Linked DNA regions of Homo sapiens: region 2 is linked to region 1. A link is a loop called in an ENCODE intact Hi-C map of the cell type or tissue named here. Cell type or tissue: A673. All regions are shown on one strand.

Region 1 (8,000 bases):
GGGTCATATTTGAAATTAGGTCATTAACACGGGGCTGTCATGAAAATATCCAAGCATGGTACTAACATATATATGTAATTAGAAAAATAAATGATCATTAACTCATCTTCTCTTTTATTTAGCTTTTTTGTGTGTGTTTGTGTGGGATTTGTTGAACTATTTTAACTTCTGCAACTATAGAGGTGATACAGGGAACTTGAAAGATGATTAAAAATAAGAAAAAACAGGATTTATGATGAAAGGTTTAGGATGCTAAGCAAAAGAAGCCTGAGAAATGGTTTAATAATTTGTGTTTTCCAAGCTGTAAAGACAAAGGAAAAAAAAATCAAATGTGCTTAAACTAAAATACAGGGGATTTAGATTAGCCATTTGTGTTATGAGTGTTAACTGGGCATCCAAGGGATAGTTGGGAAATCACCTTTACTGAAAATCTTTCAAAATGGATTTGGTTTCATTTAATGGAAATGGGTTCAACAATGGTCCTTCTTGCTGCATGGGATAGAGCAAGGTCATTTATCAAGGAGTTTTTTCAACCCTGTAATTCTGTTCTCTTGTCTTTTAATTTTGCGATAATTCTACAGTGTTTTACTTGTGTGTTAAGTGAGCACACCCAGTGTCCTCAGAAGGGTTAGGCTTCATAAATAGGCAAGACGTGTGTGTGTAAATGAGCCCTGTGGCCACTAGTGACCCTGCAACCACAGGTGACCTTAAGCTAACAAGCTGATGGCGGTCATCAGTGCTGTCATTTCCTGAAACCTACCAGTTGCAGGCTGTGTGTGAGATGTGTTACACGGGCACATTCTCTATTTCATTAAATCCTAACTTTAACTTAATAGGGTAGGTTTCATTATCTCTATTCTATACATGTAGAAACTAAGCCTTAGAAATAAAGTTCAACAATTTGTACAAAATTCTCATATCTCTTAGGTAGCAGAATCAGGATTCAAACTTAAGTATGCCTGGCTTCAAGGTTGGAATTTTTTGCACTTGATACTGTTCATTAAAATCGAAATATATTGTTGATTATCTGAAACTAAAAAAAACTATGTTTATTGTATATCACTGTCTAAGATACACATTTTTTGTTTCTGCAAAAAAAGAAGCTGTGTTGTTTACACTTGGTCTGCAGCTTCAGAGAAGGTTTGTGGTTGGTTAAGAAGCTGCCTTTGGGCTGGAGGCAGGCACCTGGACAGAAGCCCCAAGGCTTGGGAGCTGCAGCCAGGCCTCAGGGCACTGCACTGTGAGGCTCCCAGTTGTGTTGGAGGGTGAGTCTTTTGGCCTATGGAAGTTGGTCAGGTGGTTTTCCTTCTTGATGCATTTCACCTCCTTGTGTAGACAGTCACAGAGAATGTGGGTCTGTGTGGCCATAACCCAGGGCATGCAGACCCAGCAGGACCTGGTTAGGGTTTTCCATGGGGCCAGAAAGCTTCCTAGGCATCCAGGGTGTGATCCCACTCATCTTGGGGCAGCTTCTGCATGCAGCGCTGATTATGAATCTTCTAGGCATGCTTGTTTGCCAACTTGTAGCAGAAGTGGTTCCTGCCTTCTGGGGCCACACTGTTGCAGTTGAAACAAAAGCCCAAAGAGAGAAAGAGAGAGATAAATAGAGGAGGCCTGCAGATGCAGGTGGACCAAGCAGCTGGCAGCAGCCTTGACCTCAGTGGAATAATTCTGGTAGATTTGGGAGCTCATGGTTGGAGAAAAAAACCATTGTTCGCTGGCCTGAGAAGAAGGGGATGGGCAAAGAGATGGTCCCAGAGGCTGCAGCTGGGGAGGAGAGTGGAGCGTAATCTGAGGCTGGAGTAGGGAAGACCTTGAGTCTGTGGGTTTATTCCATCCTAACACTGTGGAGGCAAGAGACTGTCTGGTGGCTGTCCATTGTTTTTCTCTTTTCCTTTCCTGGCCTTTCCCTTTCCCTTCCCCTTTTGTTAAATAAAAAGCAAGCCAGCATAATAAATGAATTTGATCTTAGTTTATCAAATGAAAAAACCTTCAAATGTACCTTTTCCAACAGAAAGGTGACATATGCAAAAGAATAAAGCACATATGGGATACTGCATTGTACATTCTTAGTCACTGTCATATGTGGAGTGGGATGGAAAGAATATCCTCACATAATTTGTTGTGAGAATACTGCACTGGTCTCAGAATTTTCAGTGACCTGAGAATGGAATTAATGCTAATGAATTATGAATATATACTGTTTAATTTAGAGGCATTGAGTGGTGAGGATGTCAACATACTGCTTTTCATAACCTGTGGTGAGAATTCCTCTTGGAAAAGTAAATCTATATTTTATCTGTTTATTTAGCACTTGAAAAGAACCTGGGCTGGGCGCGGTGGCTCATGCCTGTAATCCCAGCACTTTGGGAGGCCGAGGTGGGCGGATCACGAGGTCAGGAGATCGAGACCATCCTGGCTAACATGGTGAAACCCCATCTCTACTAAAAATACAAAACAATTAGCTGGGCATGGTGGCACGTGCCTGTAGTCCCAGCTACTCGGGCGGCTGACACAGGAGAATCGCTTGAACCTGGGAGGCGGAGGTTGCAGTGAGCCAAGATTGCGCCACTGCATTCAAGCCTAGGTGACAGAGTGAGACTCTGTCTCAAAAAAAACAAAAACAAAAACCTGATATAGAGCCTTATGGTCATGATCTATTATATCCTGTGTATTGCACATGAAGGAAAATATTGTCTTTAATAATATTACTGCTGGTTTTTAAAAAATCATTAAGTTTCAGAAAGCTTGCTTTCTTTACCTCTTACTTTCTAGCTAAGTAGATAATTAATGTGGTTTTATATTTACCTTTAAAATTCTGTAGTTGTAGAGTCTTCTGCCTTGTGTTTATACAGAGTTTATAAAAATTTACAGTGGGCCGGGCGCGGTGGCTTACGCCTGTAATCCCAGCACTTTGGGAGGCCGAGGTGGGTGGATCACGAGGTCAGGAGATCGAGACCATCCTGGCTAACATGGTGAAACCCCGTTTCTACTAAAAATACAAAAATAAATTAGCCAGGCGTGGTGGCAGGTGCCTGTAGTCCCAGCTACTCGGGAGGCTGAGGCAGGAGAATGGCGTGAACCCGGGAGGCAGAGCTTGCAGTGAGCCGAGATGGCGCCACTGCACTCCAGCCTGGGCGACAGAGCGAGAGTCCATCTCAAAAAACAAAAAACAAAAAACAAAAAAAAAAATTTACAGTGAAATGTGAGGTTTTCACAAATAACCCTGAGAAACAAAAATCAACTTAATAGAATCCTAAATTTGTTATGCCATCATGAATTTCTGCCTCCATGGGGGAATGCTATGTGAGTTAGATCTGTCAGAGAGATATCAGGCACCTGGGCTTTCTGGCATTCTGCCCTTGAGAGAATCATGAACCTTTCAGTATTAGAGAAGAATCCTTAGAGATAGTTTTTTCACTGAACATTTCTTGAACTTCTATTTTTGAACATTTCCTAGAAATTAATAGAATGAAGCTTAAAAAGATTAAGTGACTGCGTACATGGCCACAGAATTGGGAACAGTAGTCTTTGGCTTCAAACTCAAGATTTCTAGCTTATAGGTACTTACTTACCAAACACTAAGGAATCAGGTGTATCATGCATCATGTCAGGTGCTGAGGGTACAGAAATGCCTACAACACAGTGCCTGCCTTTCAGAATATTGTTGGGAGAGCTGAATTGCAGTGGCCCAGACTGCTCCTGATGGGTATGTCAAGAATGCAAGGCTCTGACTGCTCTTTGTCTGAATTTCTCATAGTTGTGTTTCCAGCAAGCAACCCTGAGGGATGAGGTAATATCTCCCCCAGGGTTGCTTCTACTTACTCAAGGAACTTACTCTTACTGAAAAAGGAACACTGAGCTGAGGGCATGCACTCAGCTCAGTGTTCCTTTCTGGTAACAAAGGAACACTCAGCTCAGTGTTCCTTCCCTGTAATAAAGCCCACAGCATGTACAGGACTCTTTGAATTACCACTCTGAGACGGGGGCAATGAGGAACCAACAAAAATTAACATGAAGTTTGACTACTCCTTTTGCCAGAGACACCTTTTGTCTCTGGCCCAGGTGTCTCATGTCTTCTGCTAGCACCCATGAAACAGTAACAGGCTAACCTGTTAGCTTACAGATAAGGTGGAATCTCAGACCCTGCATAGTTATTGGCAAATATCTCTTGTGAGGTGATATAGATGTGAGGAAACCAACAAATACAGTTCAGTGTGACAGGTACAGAGTGCTGTGGGATACAGAATGCTGTGGGATAACCCAGGAAAGGTTCAGCTGGTCAAGGTCAAGGAGGCTTTTCTGATTCCACTGCTCTTGAGGTGAAAATATTGGTTGGTTCATCTCTTGAGGGTAGATCTTTTCATTGTTAGTGTATGACACAGGACATGGCACATGGTTCATGATGACAGAGCTTGCTGAATGAGTGAATGAACTGTTATTTGTGGTTATTGGGTGTGATTTACTGCATCAAAGGTCCCTATGTTTGCTACTAACGTTTGTCTCATTTTTAAAGACCGAAGTCCTGGGAAGATGTTTGTTCTTCAATGAAAAGCAACTCATATAGAAACCTACTATGAATAGGCTGGGTGCAGTGCCTCACACCTGTAATCCGAGCACTTTGGGAGGCCAAGACGGGTGGATCACCTGAGGTCAGGAGTTTGAGACCAGCTTGACCAACATGGAGAAACCCTGTCTCTACTGAAAATACAAAATTAGCCGGGTGTGATGGAGCATGCCTGTAATCTGAGCTACGCGGGAGGCTGAGGCAGGAGAATTGCTTGAACCAGGGAGGTGGAGGTTGCAGTGAGCCGAGATCATGCCATTGCACTCCAGCCTGAGCAACAAGAGTGAAACTCTGTCTCAAAAAAAAAAAACCCTACCATCAATCTATTCTAACAGGTGAGGAAAGTGACTGAGTTTGCAGAATATCTTGTATGTAGATTAACTTAATAAAATGACATTAAGGTCCAATTACTTATTTTGTAAACTTTTTATTTTCTAATACTTTTTAGATTTTTCAGAAGAGTTACAAAGATAATACAGTGAATTTCCGTGTACTTTCTACCCAGCTTCCCTTAATATTATTATTTTATATAACCATGGTATCTTTATCAAAACTAAGAAATTAACATTGGTATACCACAGACTTTATTTGCATTTCTCCAATTTTTTCCACTGATGTCCTTTTTCTCTTCTAACTCAGGATACCACATTACATTTATTCTTTGTATTTCCTTAGTCTCTTCTTATTTGTGACAGTTTCTCAGTCTTTTCTGAAATTGACACTTTTGAAGAGTAGACCATATTGTAGAATGTCCCTTAATTTGGGTTTTTCTGATTTTTTTTTTTTTCATGATGAGGCTGAGATTATGGATTCTGGGGGAGAATACCCTAAGATGATGTACCTTTCTTGTTGGATCATGTCAGTGGACACAAAATATTTATAGGACTTACTGCTGATGATGTTAACTCTGATCACTTAGTTACTCTTAGTTACCACTTAGAAACCTCCGTCAGGTTTCTCCCTGTAAACTCCCTGTTTTTCCCTTTCCATTTATTGTTCACTAGCAGCGAGTCACTAAGTCCTGCTCACACTCAAGACGATGCGAGTAAGCTTCATCCATGGAAGGAGGAATTTCTGGGCATGTGTTAAAAACAATGACAGTAAATAATGTTTTGAGGCTATGCAAAGATACTGTTTTTCCTTAAAAGTTCAGGGGAACTAGTTCTCTCTGAAGCCAAGAATTGCCTTGGACAAGAGGTCAAGTTATAATGACTAAATACTTGCCCTTTTTATTTATGCTTTACTGCAGATCTATCTGTATTATAAATGGTGCTATTCTTGTGTCATTGACCCTTCTGTCAATTTCTTTGAAGAATGGAAGCGTTTATGTTAACTGAATGGGGTTAATGAGGGTACGTTTGTAAAACAAGGTGAAACATCAATAATTGATTTTAATTTCTTCCTCATTAATCAGTTACAAAAAGCTTATTTTATCTTTTGTCATTTGTTGGTTACCAAGAAGCCATATATATGTGTGTGTGTGTATGTGTGTGTATATATATGTATATATATATATACACACACATACACACACGTGTGTATATATACACACACACATACACACACACACACACACACACACACACACAGAGTATGGACATATATGTATATGGTTAGCTATATCCCAAGTGATTTATATATCCACGTCTAAAATCCGTTGCTCAGAAAAACCTGCCTTAATGTTGTGCTTCTTGTGCAAGAGACAGTCATGGTCCATGCAGTTAAGAGGTGCAGTCTTTCAAAAATTATCCCAACAGGAGTTGATGGGTAGGAAGGAGGCATGTCCCAGTGATCCAACAGTCATCCCAGGACATGCTAACCATTTGACTGATCTCCCTCAGAAGTTGGGATAATTCTAAGGTAGCCTTTGTTGCTTTAGGGGTGTTGTCCAGATGGGCTGGTCCAGAGAGAGAGAGAGAATGTGGTTGATGTGTTTTTCGATTCATAAGGGGAAAACATCATGGGGAAAGCATCATGGTATTTGGATGTACAACATAACTACATTCTTTACTGCTGTTCTTGGAAATGCCATAACCTAAACAAATTCTTGTTTCCATTACTAAATTCAAAAATTTTGAGTCAGTGCAGTGGTAGATATGGGTAAACATTTATAGCATTTAAAAAAAATTGTAAAATCTTAAAAAAGGATCAAGATTTGGCAGTGCTGAGTTAATAGCAGTCAATCAAATTGAATTTGACCATTGGGACTGAGATTTGGCCTCTTAACCATATGTTATTGCTTTGCTCCAGAAAATATTTTAGTAGTATTATCAGAAATACTTCCATTTATTTTTTTCCTTTTTTAATTTTTATTTTTGGCAGAGCATAGCATTTGGTAATTCTTGGGGTCATTACTAGGGTTTGGATTGGGATGGGAGAGGGTGTGATCTTATAGGAATTTGAAATTGAGAAGGCAGCACTGCTGAAAAATGCATTAGGGCCAACCTCTGAATTAGATTGGCTTAATTTGTTGGGGGCAGAGCTGCAGATGCAGCTCTACATCTGCAGAGATGTAGGTGTTAACAAATGTGTTAAAATAACTCTTATTTAGTGCTGGGTGTGGTGGTTCATGCCTGTAATCCCAGCACTTTGGGAGGCTGAGGCGGGTGGATCATCTGAGGTCAGGAGTTCAAGACCAGCCTGGCCAGTGTGGTGAAATCTTGTCTCTACTAATAAAAAAAAAAAGAAAAAATACAAAAATTAGCAGGGCATGGTGGCATGTACCTGTAGTCCCAGCTACTAGGGAGGCTGAGGCAGGAGGATTGCTTGAACTTGGGAGGTGGAGGTTGCAGTGAGCTGAGGTTGGAGTGAGCCAAGATCGCGCCACTGCACTCCAGCCTGGGCAACAGAGTGAGACTCCGTTTCAAAAACAAAAAAACAAAACTTGTTTATAGAGTACCTGGCTAGATATTTGGTATTTTGTATACATTTTGTTTAAATTCAAAATAGCCCTTCAGTGTTAGTATTAGACAATTTTATAGATGAGATAAATTAAGCTCAAAGAAGTTAGGTAACAAGGATCACATAACTAGTGTGTAATGGAACTGCAGTGTGAATTCCTTTCAATCTGATTCCAAAACCCATGACTATTCTTTATATTGCACTCTCGCCCCCTGTGGTATGCATACAGTTGGCTATGCAGCAGTAGGCCCTTTTGGTGTATTGTATAGAAAATGAGCCATTTCATTGTTTGGGAAACTTGTGTTTCCTCCCCTTCCCCCCATTTTTAGTATCTGTTAAAAGAAGAAAGCTTTTGGCTACTTAAAAAAACTTGGTTATGTTTAGTTTGGTGCCTTTTGATCTGGTCATGACAATGGGAGCAATACTCTTATGCTTGCTACTTGTTTCATTTAAACTGAAAAGTCCGGAAAAAATATATTAGTACGCAGGAGTGCTAACTTGCAAATGAGTTTTTCTTGACTGCTAATAACTC
Region 2 (8,000 bases), 220 kb after region 1:
GGAGGAGCGGTACCTTGAGCAACACTTCACTTACCAAAGAGGGAAATTCTGTGTCTAACGAGAGCGGCAAGTTTGCAGAACAGGCTGAAGCAGAAAAGAAAGCAATTCAGAAAGTCACAGAGATTAAAGGACTCACGCTTTGTATCCCCCACCCCAATGTCCCTTACACTGTGAAACAGAGAGCACAGAGTGGCATTCTAGGGAGATGCACTATGTTCCTAGCAAAGAATCCTCTGGTCCACACTCAGGAACATGTGTGGTTCACACTGCCTTGGAGAATCATGAAAGGTACCTTGCAGGCAGCTCCATCTTTATTAAACACAATCCCTCTGAAACAGTTATAGTATTTTGCAGTGACCCAGTGCAAAGTATACTTTGCTATAGAGTACCATGTACTGAAACGTTCATTTGTGTGACATTCAGGGATAAATGAAGACTCCGGAAAAAAGCATGATTTTCCCCTTGTTGCAATGGATTGCAAACCATTTTGTAGCCTTCCATTGAGGGTATGAAGTTTTAGTTGGGAGGTTGGCAAGAAGCTGGGATTGGAAAAGTGTTAATGGTTCAGGTACAAGGTGAGATTGTGTTAAACAAAAACGTTTTAAGAATTGTGTATTCTCTGTCATCTCCAGTTAGTCTCCAGGCCTGACCAGGTCACTGTTCTAACTGGGTCCTTGGAAACTAGGAAAGGCCCATGTTGTATATTTTTGTGTTTTTTGACTCTCCTTTATGCTTTCACCCATATTTTCCACTGTGGAACCACTGAAGGTTCAGCTGTGCCTCATTGTTTGACTTTCCACAGTGCCTAATGAGGGCCTTGTGATGTCAGAAAGGAGTCCATCGCTGTTTCTGAACATGCTGCTAATGGACCTCACCTAGGGGCACTGTGGCCATCATTTGACCTGTGTTGCTGAGGCTCTTGGGAAGAGATTGCTCAGAACTGACATTACTGACACTGGCATGGCTAGACAAGAACTTTGCAGTTGCTTCAGAAAGCAGTGGAATAGAAAGAGGGAAAAAAGAAGAGAGAAAAAAGCCACCTGGATAGGCCACGGGGTCCCCTGGTGACACATTCCCAGTTTCTGATTCATAACTCATCACGGAGCTCCTTACCCCATTCAGGGCAGAAGTCTTCCATAGGACAACTCAAATGGGGAAGGAATATATCCTGAGTGTTGATGGGGATGAAAACCTGCTCACCTTTAAATGTTTTCAATAAATGCCCTGAGTCTTTTTGGACTGTCTACTGGAAAATCACAACAAAAGTTCCCATGGCTAGTTAATTGGTCTTGCAGTGGAAAAGAGTTGGGACCCCCTGGCCTATAGCTTAAGAGAACACACAATAAGTTACCAGAAACGTGGCAGCCATCTAGGGTGAAATTAAATATCGGCTGCTCTTTTTTTCTTCCCATGGTTTTTTTTTCAGAGACGGGTAGTTGATGCAAACTCATGGAGCTGAAGCGAGGGGCTAACCCTGTGGAATGTGGGCTCTGTTCCTCTGTGATTAGCTGGGCTGTCTTGGGGAAGCCCCTTAACTGCTCTGTGTGGTAACTTTCTCACTGTAGAGAGTCATCATAGGACTCGGGTTTCAGAGTTAGGGGCAGGTAAACTCAGGTATTTCTGGTGAAAATGCTTCAAGTTGGACACATGTTCTGTGTAAACACAAAACAATGTTTTTCTAACAAAGGCAGATATTTGGGTTGTTTGATCCTCATACTAACATGGCTAATCTCATTGTCAGAAGTGCTTTCTTAGGCATGCCAAGGCCAGGATCTGAAATTTCCAAAGGCTACTGCTTGTTCCCTATGGAACCTGGGATTTAACTGGAAGCACCGTCTTTAGCCCAGAGTTATGAGGGCCCCGAGTCCCCAAGTGCCTCTCCTCCATCTCAGAGTTTGAAGACAATAAATGAAAGGAATCTCAGGGAGAGTCTGAGACCCACGGGCAAAGGGCTGCAGATGCAGAAAAGGTGGCGCAAGGGCGAAGATTGCAAAGAAGAGAAATCTGGCAATGCAGACACATTCAGTGCAAACACGACTGCTTCTGTGGGAGGGCAGCAAGCACACTGATGGATTTGAAAGCTATTTGCAAGGCTGATCGGCTCTAGGTTGTATTCCAGCCGTGACAAATGGTGCCTGGTTGAACAAATGTTACATTTCCATGAATTAATAATCTAAGAAAAGTAGATAAAGAAAACAGACACACCTGCCCTCTGTTGGATTATCTGAATATCTCACTTTACTCACTGTTTCCCTAGCTTCTTACAAAACACACTGGTGCATCCTGCAAATGTTTAGGAGGTCTTCGGTCAGCACCTGATTTTAAGAGTATCTCATTTTGATAGCATGGGGCGTCTCCTGTCTTAACTTAGAGTAAGTAATTAGGGTGCAGGATAAATCATACTTCACGTGGATACAGAGGACTGGTTTTTCTTTTTTTCTTTTTTTTTTTTTCTTTTTGAGGTGGAGACTCACTGTCTTGTCCAGGCTGGAGTATAGTGGTGCCATCTCGGCTCACTGCAACCTCCGTCTCCTGGGTTCAAGCGATTCTCCTGCCTCAGCCTCCAGAGTAGCTGGGACTACAGGTGCGTGCCACCACGCCCAGCTATTTTTTTTGTTTTTTTAGTAGAGACAGGGTTTTGCCATGTTGGCCAGGCTGGTCTCAAACTCCTGACCTCAAGTGATCCACCCACCTCAGCCTCCCCAAATGCTGGGATTACAAGCGTGAGCCACCGCACTCAGCCAGGACTGCATTTTTATTCTTGTCCTAACTCAGAAGAGTCACTTTGGGTAGTAGAGTTAACCCAACTGAAATTCAATTTCTTCATCTGGAAAATGGAGATCATACTACACAGGCAGTTCTCAGAATTTAAAACATCATGATGTTTCACAGAGATTTTTACACAAATGGGCAATAACTCTTATATATAAAAAACTGTGCTCAATGCTAAGTGTTTCATAAAAGTTAGCTAAATCTCAAAGTTGAATATCCTCCCCAAGATGGTGATATTTAATGGCTGGGCCCTATAATGTACACTGTTCACTGGATGCTAGGGAAAGCGTTTTTAGACTATTTAGACTATTTTCTTTTTTTTTTTTTTTTTTTTTTTGAGACGGAGTCTCACTCTATTGGCGAGGCTGGAGTGCAGTGGTGCCATCTCGGCTCACTGCAACCTCCGCCTCCTGGGTTCAAGTGATTCTCCTGCCTCAGCCTCCTGAGTAGCTGGGACTACAGGTGTGTGCTACCATGCCCGGCTAACTTTTGTATTTTTAGTAGAGACGGGGTTTTATCATGTTAGCCAGGCTGGTCTCGAACTCCTGACCTCAGATGATCCGCCTGCCTTGGCCTCCCAAAGTGCTGGGATTACAGGTGTGAGCCACCGCGCCTGGCCTCCTAACTATTTTCATTAGGGTCTTAGCTTTTTGCTACTTAAAAGTCTAGTCCATTCCTGTATTTCTTTAATAAAATACAGAGAGAACCTGAGGCACAGTAGAATCCATCTTTTAGCCCAATCATGACCTATCCCCTCTTTTCTCATTTCTGTTAATGTATCTACATGTTAACCTAGTGGAATGAGTAGGAAGCCTGGTGCTTTTGATGAAAAATTTTTTTCCTATTAGGAATTTAAATTGAATTATGTTGTTTTAGACTACAAATTTCAGCTCACTCACATCAGGACTTGTATGATGTCTTTTTTTTTTTTTTTTTTTTGAGACGAAGTCTTGCTCTGTTGCCCAGGCTGGAGTGCAGTGGCATGATCTTGGCTCGCTGCAACCTCTGCCTCCCAAGTTCAAGCGATTCTCCTGCCTCAGCCTCCTGAATAGCTGGGATTACAGGCACGTGGCTTCACGCCCAGCTAATTTTTGCATTTTTAGTAGAGATGGGGTTTCACCATGTTAGTCAGGCTAGTCTCAAACTCTTGACCTTGTGATCCGCCTGCCCTGGCCTCCCAAAGTGCTGGATTACAGGCATGAGCCACCGTGTCCAGTCGATCTGAGTCTTTTTATAAGTTTTAATCTTATAGAGTTTGATAAGCATGGGATGGAAAGCAGTGTCCACCTGTTTATTCACAGTGTTACGTGTTCACTTTCCCCAAGCTTCAGAATGATCTTTGCCTTCTTCTCAATGTTGTCACAGGACAGATGCTCATTTTTTTTTTTTTTTAATTATGGTTTAAGTTCTGGGACACATGTGCAGAACGTGCAGTTCTGTTACATAGGTATACACGCGCCATGGTAGTTTGCTGCACCCATCAACCTGTCATCTACATTAGGTATTTCTCCTAATGCTATCCCTCCCCTTGGCCCCCACCTCCTGACAGGCCCCGGTGTGTGATGTTCCCCTCTCTGTGTCTATGTGTTCTCATTGTTCAACTCCCACTTATGAGTGAGAACATGTGGTACTTGGTTTTCTGTTCCTGTGTTAGTTTGCTGAGAATGAGTGTTTTCAGCTTCATCCATGTCTCTGCAAAGGACATGAACTCATTCTTTTTTATGGCTGCATAGGATTCCATGGTATATATGTGCCACATCTTCTTTATCCAGTCTATCACTGATGGGCATCTGGGTTGGTTCCAAGTCTTTGCTATTGTGAACAGTGCTGCAATAAACGTACACGGGCATGTCTTTATATTAGAATAATTTATAATCCTTTGGGTATATACCCAGTAATGGGATTGCTGGGTCAAATGGCATTTCTGGTTCTAGATCCTTGAAGAATCGCCACACTGTATTCCACAATGGTTGAACTAATTTACACTCCCACCAACAGTGTAAAAGCATTCCTATTTCTCCACATCCTCTCTCCAGCATCTGTTGTTTCCTGATTTTTTTTTTTTTTTTTTTTTTTTGAGATGAAGTCTCGCTCTGTCACTCAGGCTGGAGTGCAATGGTGCAATCATGGCTCACTGCAACCTCCACCTCCTGGATTCAAGCGATTGTCCTGCTTCAGCCTCCCAAGAAGCTGGGATTACAGGCGTGTGCCACCATGCCTGGCTAATTTTTTGTATCTTTAGTAGAGACGGGGTTTCACCATGTTGGCCAGGCTGGTCTCAAAATCCTGACCTCGTGATCTGCCTGCCTTGGGCTCCCCAAAGTGCTGGGTTTACAGGCATGAGCCACTGTGGCTGCCCTCCCGACTTTTTAATCATCACCATTCTAACTGGCGTGAGATGGTATCTCATTGTGGCTTTGATTTGCATGTCTCTAATGACCAGTGATGATGAGCTTTTTTCATATGTTTGTTGGCCGCATAAATGTCTTCTTTTGAAAAGTGTCTGTTCATATCCTTCACCCCCGTTTTTGATGGGGTTGTTTTTTTTTTGTAAATTTATTTAAGTTCCTTGTAGATTCTGGATATTAGCCCTTTGTCAGACAGATAGATTGCAAAAATTTTCTCCCATTCTGTAGGTTGCCTGTTCACTCTGATGGTAGTTTCTTTTGCTGTGCAGAAGCTCTTTGGTTTAATTAGACCCCATTTGTCAATTATGGCTTTTGTTGCCATTGCTTTTGATGTTTTAGTCATGAAGTCTTTGCCCATGCCTATGTCCTGAATGGTATTGCCTAGGTTTTCTTCTAGGCTTTTTACGGTTTTAGGTCTTATGTTTAAGTCTTTAATCCATCTTGAGCTAATTTCTGTATAAGGTGTAAGGAAGGGGTCCACTTTTAGTTTTCTGCATATGGATAGCCAGTTTTCTCAACACCATTTATTAAGTAGAGAATCCTTTCCCCATTGCTTGTTTTTGTCAGGTTTGTCAAAGGTCAGATGGCGGTAGATGTGTGGTGTTATTTCTGAGGCCTGTGTTCTGTTCCATTGGTCTATATCTCTGTTTTGGTACCAGCACCATGCTGTTTTGGTTACTGTAGCCTTGTAGCATAGTGTGAAGTCAGGTAGCGTGATGCCTCCAGCTTAGTTCTTTTTCCTTAGGATTGTCTTGGCAATGTGGGTTCTTTTTTGGTTCCATATGAAATTTAAAGTAGTTTTTTTCTAGTTCTGTGAAGAAAGACAATGGTAGCTTGATGGGAATAAAATTGAATCTACAAATTACTTTGGGCAGTATGGCTATTTTCAGGATATTGATTCTTCCTATCCATGAGCATGGAATGTTTTTCCATTCGTTTGTGTCCTCTCTTATTTTCTTGGGCAGTGGTTTATAGTTCTCCTTGAAGAGGTCCTTCATATCCCTTGTAAGTTGTATTCCTACGTATTTTATGCTCTTTGTGAGAATAAATGCAATTGCCAATGGGAGTTCACTCATGATTTGGCTCTCTGTTTTGTTTATTATTGGTGTATAGGAATGCCTGTAATTTTTTCACATTGATTTTGTATCCTGAGACTTTGCTTAAGTTGCTTATCAGCTTAAGGGGTTTTTGGGCTGAGTCGATGGCATTTCTTAAGTATAGGATCATGTCATCTGCAAACAGAGATGATTTGCCTTTCTCTCTTCCAATTTGAATACGCTTTATTTCTTTCTCTTGCCTGATTGCCCTGGCCAGAACTTCCAATACTATGTTGAATAGGAGTGGTGAGAGAGGGCATCCCTGTACAGTGCCGGTTTTCTAAGGGAATGCTTCCAGCTTTTGCCCATTCAGTATGATATTGGCTGTGGGTTTGTCATAAATAGCTATTATTTTGAGATATTTTCCATCAACACCTAGTTTATTGAGTGTTTTTAGCATGAAGGGGTGTTGAATTTTATCGAAGGCCTTTTCTGAGTCTATTGAGATAATCATGTGGTTTTTGTCATTGGTTCTGTTTATGTGATGGATTATGTTTGTTGATTTCTGTATGTTGAACCAGCCTTGGATCCCAGGGATAAAGTCGACTTGATTGTGTTGGATAAGCTTTTTGATGTGCTGCTGGATTTGGTTTGCCCGTATTTTATTGAGGATTTTCGCATCGATGTTCATCAGGAATATTGGCCTGAAATTTTCTTTTGTGTGTGTATGTGTCTCTGCCAGGTTTTGGTACCAGAATAATGCTGGCCTCATAAAATGAGTTAGGGAGGAGTCCCTCTTTTTCTGTTGTTTGGAATAGTTTCAGAAGAAATGGTACCAGCTCCTCTTTGTACCTCTGGCAGAATTAGGCTGTGAATCTGTCTGGTTCTGGGCCTTTTTTGGTTGGTAGGCTATTAGTTACTGCCTCAATTTCAGAACTTGTTATTGGTCTATTCAGGGATTCGACTTCTTCCTGGTTTAGTCTTGGGAGGGTGTATGTGGTGTCCAGGAATTTATCCATTTATTCTAGATTTTTCTAGCTTATTTGCATAGATGTGTTTGTAGTATTCTCTAACGGTAGTTTGTATTTCTGTGGGATCAGTGGTGATATCCCCTTTATCATTTTTTATTGTGTCTATTTGATTCTTCTCTCTTTTCTTCTTTATTAGTCTGGCTAGTGGTCTATTTTGTTAATCTTTTCAAAAAAACAGCTCCTGGATTCACTGATTTTTTTAAGGGTTTTTCGTGTCTCTATCTCCTTCATTTCTGCTCTGATCTTAGTTATTTCTTGTCTTCTGCTAGCTTTTGAATTTGTGTGCTCTTGCTTCTCCAGTATTTCTTTTAGTTGTGATGTTAGGGTGTCAATTTTAGATCTTTCCTGCTTTCTCCTGTGGGCATTTGGTATTATAAATTTCCCTCTAAACATTGCTTTGGCTGGTGTCCCAGAGATTCTGGTACATTGTGTCTTTGTTCTCATTGGTTTCAAAAAACTTATTCATTTCTGCCTTAATTTCATTATTTACCCAGTAGTCATTGAGGAGTAGGTTGTTTGGTTTCCATGTTCTTGTGCAGTTTTGAGTGAGTTTCTTAATCCTGAGTTCTAGTTTGATTGCACTGTGGTCTGAGAGACAGTTTGTTGTGATTTCTGTTCTTTTACATTTGCTGAGGAGTGCTTTACTTCCAATTATGTGGTCAATTTTAGAATAGGTGCATGTGGTGCTGAGAAGAATGTATATTCTGTTGATTTGGGGTGGAGAGTTCTGTAGATGTCTATTAAGTCCGCTT

Evidence for each region. A loop is a pair of places that touch in the nucleus more often than their neighbours do. Peaks named below come from ENCODE experiments on the same cell type or tissue, not always from the same donor. Only the 100,000 strongest peaks of a DNase experiment are listed, where the experiment ranks them.
Region 2: it touches region 1 in a loop (2.6-fold over the local background); 2 of 110 quality-filtered maps call a loop at or near these places.

The regions. Positions count from the first base shown.
Region 1 is chr15:33,981,285-33,989,284 of GRCh38, reverse strand. All of the region lies in intron 2 of AVEN (apoptosis and caspase activation inhibitor), which reads left to right. All of the region lies in intron 1 of CHRM5 (cholinergic receptor muscarinic 5), which reads right to left. Among named protein-coding and RNA genes, the nearest start is that of CHRM5, 17 kb to the right of the region's middle. RefSeq lists enhancers at 940-1,439, 3,546-4,069. In A673, no CTCF peak of the experiment used is centred here; no DNase peak of the experiment used is centred here.
Region 2 is chr15:33,760,742-33,768,741 of GRCh38, reverse strand. It overlaps RYR3 (ryanodine receptor 3), which reads right to left. Exons shown (of 104, transcript NM_001036.6): 61 at 35-84. Among named protein-coding and RNA genes, the nearest start is that of CHRM5, 200 kb to the left of the region's middle. In A673, no CTCF peak of the experiment used is centred here; no DNase peak of the experiment used is centred here.